Linked DNA regions of Homo sapiens: region 1 is linked to region 2. Evidence: chromatin contacts called from ENCODE Hi-C or POLR2A ChIA-PET data. All regions are on one chromosome and are shown on one strand. The core of a region is the stretch at or near the end of the contact, and the rest is flanking DNA. Distances in the headings are between cores, read along the strand shown.

The links. Hi-C counts contacts between places; a loop is a spot of excess contacts on that map. ChIA-PET counts read pairs that join two places held with the same protein, here RNA polymerase II (POLR2A). Pooled maps may share reads with other maps.
Region 1: a loop to region 2 is called in a map of astrocyte of the cerebellum, with 4 times the contacts of the local background. The contact joins the enhancer-like site here to the promoter of CCL8 in region 2. A Hi-C loop is called at or near these places in 3 of 168 maps with a recorded cell type or tissue (HCT116, astrocyte of the cerebellum and mammary epithelial cell) and 1 of 50 pooled maps. POLR2A ChIA-PET finds 5 or more read pairs at or near these places in 1 of 52 experiments (activated CD4-positive, alpha-beta T cell).

Annotation. Positions count from the first base shown.
Region 1 is chr17:34,397,802-34,400,501 of GRCh38, reverse strand. No RefSeq gene overlaps it. Among named protein-coding and RNA genes, the nearest start is that of CCL1, 36 kb to the right of the region's middle. Within about 2 kb of position 1,406, at least 3 of the 41 ENCODE cell types and tissues checked have a DNase peak (open chromatin) inside an H3K27ac peak, as active enhancers do.
Region 2 is chr17:34,317,993-34,320,713 of GRCh38, reverse strand. CCL8 (C-C motif chemokine ligand 8) reads right to left here and starts at 1,279. Exons shown (of 3, transcript NM_005623.3): 1 at 1,137-1,279; 2 at 328-445. The coding sequence starts at 1,212.

The sequences.
Region 1 (2,700 bases), core at 157-2,656, 80 kb before region 2:
CACACCCACGAGCTGTGTGATGCCTGGCAAGTCACTTCACATCTCCGAGCCTCACTTCCTCATCTGCAAATGGGGATAATGCTAAGTACTTTGAAGGGTTAATATGGAAATTCCTATAGGAAACTTGCTGTAAAGTTCTAGGCACATCGTAGGTCCTCTCTCCCATCAATCCTTTCTGGGTCTTTGATTGGAAACAGCTTCCCATTCCAGTGATGCTTATGAATCGCTTGTCCTTCTGCAAGCTTCTATGGGTGTGGATTTGTGTGTAGGTGACTTTGTGTATTTTTATATAGTTAGAATACATCAATATAAGACCATATATGTTTCAGATTAACTTCCTGCAAAAGAAAAATAAATTAGATTTGCATTGGTGTGAGTTTTTTAAAACATAAATGTACAACATAGTTCTATTCCTCAATATTTTGCATTTCTTTTGAAAGGACTATAACTTCAAGGAAAGTCTCAAAAAAGTTACCCCCATTCCCTGCATGTTAGCACACTTCCCTTGTAATTTTCTCTCTGTGTCTACACAGATAGCTGTATTTTTCCAGAACTGAATCATAGTCTACCCACTGTTTTGTGCTGTGTTTTTTGCATTTAACTGTTTCACAAGTATGTGTGTGAGTGTGTTTAATGCCTTATGTGTACAGATAAGTTTTGAGAGTTTCATAATATTCCGTTGCATTGGTGTTTAATTAGTTAAGGAAGCATTCCCTAATGTTTAATATTTTAGCCTTTGCTTTTGATTCCTTCTGGATAAGTTTAGATCTTGGAACAGAATCCTTTCTCTGGTAATACCTGTGTCCTTTCTGGGTGCTTAGAGAAATCTCTTTTCCAAAGCAGGACATACTCTCTCATTTTGAGCTCTCTGTTAAAAATTAGGATTTGATCTCAGAACTCACCCTGTTTCTTCCTTTCTAGACCATGTAGGTGGACTCTATTTAAGAAGCAAATGTGTAACAATTCCAATTGGTTGCTACTTAAACAAGAAGAGAGGAGATTTATTACATTTTACCAGAAAGGCTGAATGTTAAAGGCACAGGTACACAGCTGGAAATAATTAAAATAACAACCAATGTTTACTGAGTACCACATAACTATCAGGAGCTATTCTAAATTCATTGCATCCTCACAACAATCCAATGAGTTAGGTACAATTTTTAGCCCTGTTTTGCAGAAGAGGAAGTTGAGGTCAGAGAAGTTAAATGATTTGGTCAAGTTCATGCAGTTAGGAAGTGACTTAAATCTAGATGGTCTGACTCCAGAGCTTAGGTCTAGGTTAAAATCTGTCATGCTATTTGTAAATTGGGTCTCCTTTAAGAAGCCATGTGACTGCTCCGAGCCTCAGCTTCTGACTTGTGACGTGGTAGTGACAAGTCCTATCTCAAAGGACAGAGGTGAGATTAAGCAAGATGGTGTACAGAGAAGCCCACATGGTACTTGCCATGAGGTATTTGCTCAGGAACAGTTCCAGTCCCCTTTTCTCCCATTGTCACAGGGTTGGGATCCTGGTCCCCAACCCAGCCTGGCCTCTGGGCCCAGAAACATAACTATTTTCTATTGAAATGTTTGTGCTCCTCAATTGTCCTGTTGTTTTGACTTGTGAGCTCATTTTTCCCTGAGAGTATTGGTTACTCCTTTTGGCAGTGTTGGTGGTGAGATGCCAGATTCTATCTACTTCAATTCCAGTGAACTCAGGAAGTAGGGAGAGGTGAGCCTTAAGGTGCGGAACCCCTGGCATGAGAAAACACTTACCAAGACACCTCTCAGCTCAATCTTAACCCTTTGCCACCCATAGAGAGGATCCACTCTTTAGACAGTAATTTTACAGCCCCAGAAGTTCAGATAGGACGGGAGAGGAAGTAACGGCCCAAGTCAGTCACTCTGCCTGCTTTGCTCAGCCTCCCTTTAGCACAGGACTTCTGTACAGCTCTGATTTTACTCCTGACAATAATGAGGGCATAAGATTTAGTCTCCACAGGTTTTTCCCAAGGCTGTGACTGGGGAGAAGAAAGAACAGAATTCCTAATATTTCCCCCTCTCTTTTACACTTCTGCTGCTGTGCTGGGATACGTCCTGCCCAGGCCACACCATCACCTTCCGCCCTACCGTCCAATTCAAAATAGGACCACACCCCCATGGTTCCTCCTGGTTTTCAGTTTTCCCTTCCTTTGTGTTCCTCTGGAGTTGATCTTGGGGGGCAGGTTAAGCATCCGTGCTTGTTATGAATCTTGACTGGAAATGGAACCTGAAAAGCAACCTCTATTTTCCATCTCTTTAGCATCTCATGTAACACATTCTATGGGGACTCAACCTGTCAAAGACACTCAGTCATATGCACAAACGTGAACACCAGGCTACTTCTCCGGCATTGCCAGGGCTGGGGCAGAGGTGTGGCAGGAGGAACTGGTGATCCTGGTCTCTGTACTCGTTGGTCACAAACTCCTGCTGAGATCACCAGAGCTGCCTATGATTTCTGATCTTTCTGAAGCTTTGATTTCCAGGTTTCTTTTAGATACCACATGACGCCCCAGGATTCTTCTGATACCTTTCCTACTTTCTTAAGACACTCATTCATTCATTCACCACTTATTTATGGTGCATCGACTATTTGCTAAACACTGTGCTAAGTGAAAACTTGAATCGGCTTCTGTTTCTGTTACTCATAACCCAAAGTATCTTAGCTAAGACACCAGGTAT
Region 2 (2,721 bases), core at 30-2,529:
CTTGGTCCTTAGGTGAAGGACCCGGACCCGGGAGAGGAGGGAGGGGAAGAGTGGGAGGAAGAAGCTCCAGAAGGAAGCTCTGCTCTTGCTGTCCAGGTGAAACCCTCCAGGGTCCTGGCTACAGATATTGGGTTAGTTTCACCAAGCCCCTAGAAGGGAATCCTAGAGCAGTTATGGACTCCTTCTCATGGACTGAGTTTCTCTATGGGGTAGAGGGGCCCTTTGGATAGAAGTTATATGCATCCGACTCATATGGACATGAATCTTGACTTCTCTATGTTGTCCATCAGAACTTTTGAATGGGGGTGCCAGGCACTGTCCACTCACATCACAGCTTCCTTGGGACATTGGATGTTGGTGATTCTTGTGTAGCTCTCCAGCCTCTGGATAGGAATTTTCCTATTGATCACGTTAAAGCAGCAGGTGATTGGAATGGAAACTGAATCTGAAAGAAATTTTGCAAAGAATGAGACATTTAGGACCCACCGTAAGTGTGCATTTGTAAGGAAAAGAAGAGAAGGAAGGAGAAGACCAAGAAGTCACCATCCCAAGTTCAGTGTCTTAGTCCAGATCCCAGAGATAAAATGTTGCCTGTGAGTCTCTTTCCTCTATTGAACTCTGCGGCCCGTCATTGTTGACTGGGTTTGGAAACATTTTGAGTAACAAGCTAGTCCTTGTCTACTAACCCAAAACTTCTGACACTGGGAACATAAGTTCCAATACCTTGCTTCCCAGTCTTTCATCCTCATGGGCTTTAGAGTTAGCCTATGCCATACGCTGAGATTCCTCTGGGTCCTCATCCTCTTTACACAGCCACTGTTCTGGAAGGTACACTGAACCATAACCAAAATTTGAAGCTTCAGGCAATAGTTTCTCCCTCTCCACTACGGCCTGAAATGTCCTTTACACCCACAGTGAGAAACAGTTCTTCGTTCTGGATTATTTCCCCAAACAATGGGAGGGTTGTTGCTGTAGCGGCTCCACTGTCTCCTCCCAAAACTGGGGTCAGGAAAGATCAAGGGAACCAGCCTCAGTGACCTGAGCCTTTAGTTCTGGTTTTGTTCCTAATGAGCTGTGACATAATGGCTCTTCTTAATTCCTCTTTTGGTCTCCCCTTAAAAAGGGAGAGGTCTTACCTGGCTGAGCAAGTCCCTGAGGGCTGAAAGTGGCTGCCATGAGCAGCAGGCACAGAAGCGCTGCAGAAACCTTCATCTTGGAGGGCAAGGGTGTGAGCTTCAGCATGAGAGGTGAAGGTTTCTGGGTTGTTCTCAACCTCTCTGCTCCTCGGTGGCTCTGCCTGCCTTTTATAGGGAGCAGAGAGCCTGGGCATGGTCACAATCAAGGAAGAATGAAGTAAGACCTTCCTTGAATATGCTGAGTAAGCACCAGATCCTGGGATAATTTCCAGATAACAAAACAAGGAAGTTGTGAGTTTCTATCTTTTGCTTAGGCTCTGTGGAGCAGAGGCTGAAGGGTATGGGATTGTGCTCAGCAAAGTGACCTCACTGAACTATTAAGGGCTCTGATTTCCTTGAAATGGAAAATTGTCTATAAGAAAGGAAGAATGGAAGCTGACGTCATAGTGGAAGAGAGCCAAGGGCCTACCCCTCTGTGGGTAACAGGAGGCCAGGGATGGGCCCTAAGGCTTTGCTGGTGCTCTCCATCACACTAGAGTCACTTGCAGTTCTAAGCCAGGCAAGCTCCTTTAGAACCCCAGCCACAGAACGTTGGCAGAATGACAGAATCCTGGAACTAAGTCTTAATGCCCCAGAATCTTACTGTTGCAGAGGGTAAGAACTAGACAGCACATGCTGGTCTTGTAGCATGGTGGTTTCCAAACATTTTATTTAGATGCTCAAGTTTCTTTCCAAATGAAATTATATGGAGAAGTCCAATATGTCATGGAGATTCAGGTGGAATGGGTCCGTCTGCAGAAGGCCTTCCAACTCTCTTGGTTCACACACAGTGGGGCTGTGGGCGGGGCGTGGCAAGAAGGAACCAGGTTTGCAAAAGACTGACCTCATCTACTCCCCCTGCAGGCCTGATCTATCCATCATTACAATATCATATAGAAGTTTTCCTGCTCTAAGAATTCACTGTATTCTTCTATTCATCCTTTTTCCTCTCCACAAATCTCTGGCTACCACTGATCTTTTTACTATCTCTGTGAGCTTGTCTTTTCCCAAGTATCATATGCATAGTTGGAATCATATAGTAGGCAGCCTTTTCAGACTGGCTTCTTTCACTAAGCAATATGCATTTAAGGTTTCTCCGTGCCTTGTTGTGGTTTGATAGCTAATTACTTCCTTTGTTCTTTATTCATTTATTATTTTTATTGTGGTAAAAATGCACATACCATCTTAACCATTTTTAAGTGCATAGTTTAGTGGCATTAAGAACATTCACACTGTTGTGCAACAGTCTCAATAACTCTTTTCATCTGTAAACAGAAATTCTATACCTATTGATCTCCAGTTTCCCCTCCCCCAAGCCCCTGGCAACCACCATTTCTACTTACTGTTTCTGATTTTGACTGCTCTAACTACCTCATGTGAGTGAAATCATATAGTATTTTTCTTTTGTGACTGGCTTATGTCATTTAGCGTAAGGATCTCAGGGTTCATCTATGTGGCAGCATATGATATGCTACATATCCTTAAGGCTGAGTAATATTCCCTTGTATGTATATAGTACATTTTATGTATCCATTCATCTGTTGAG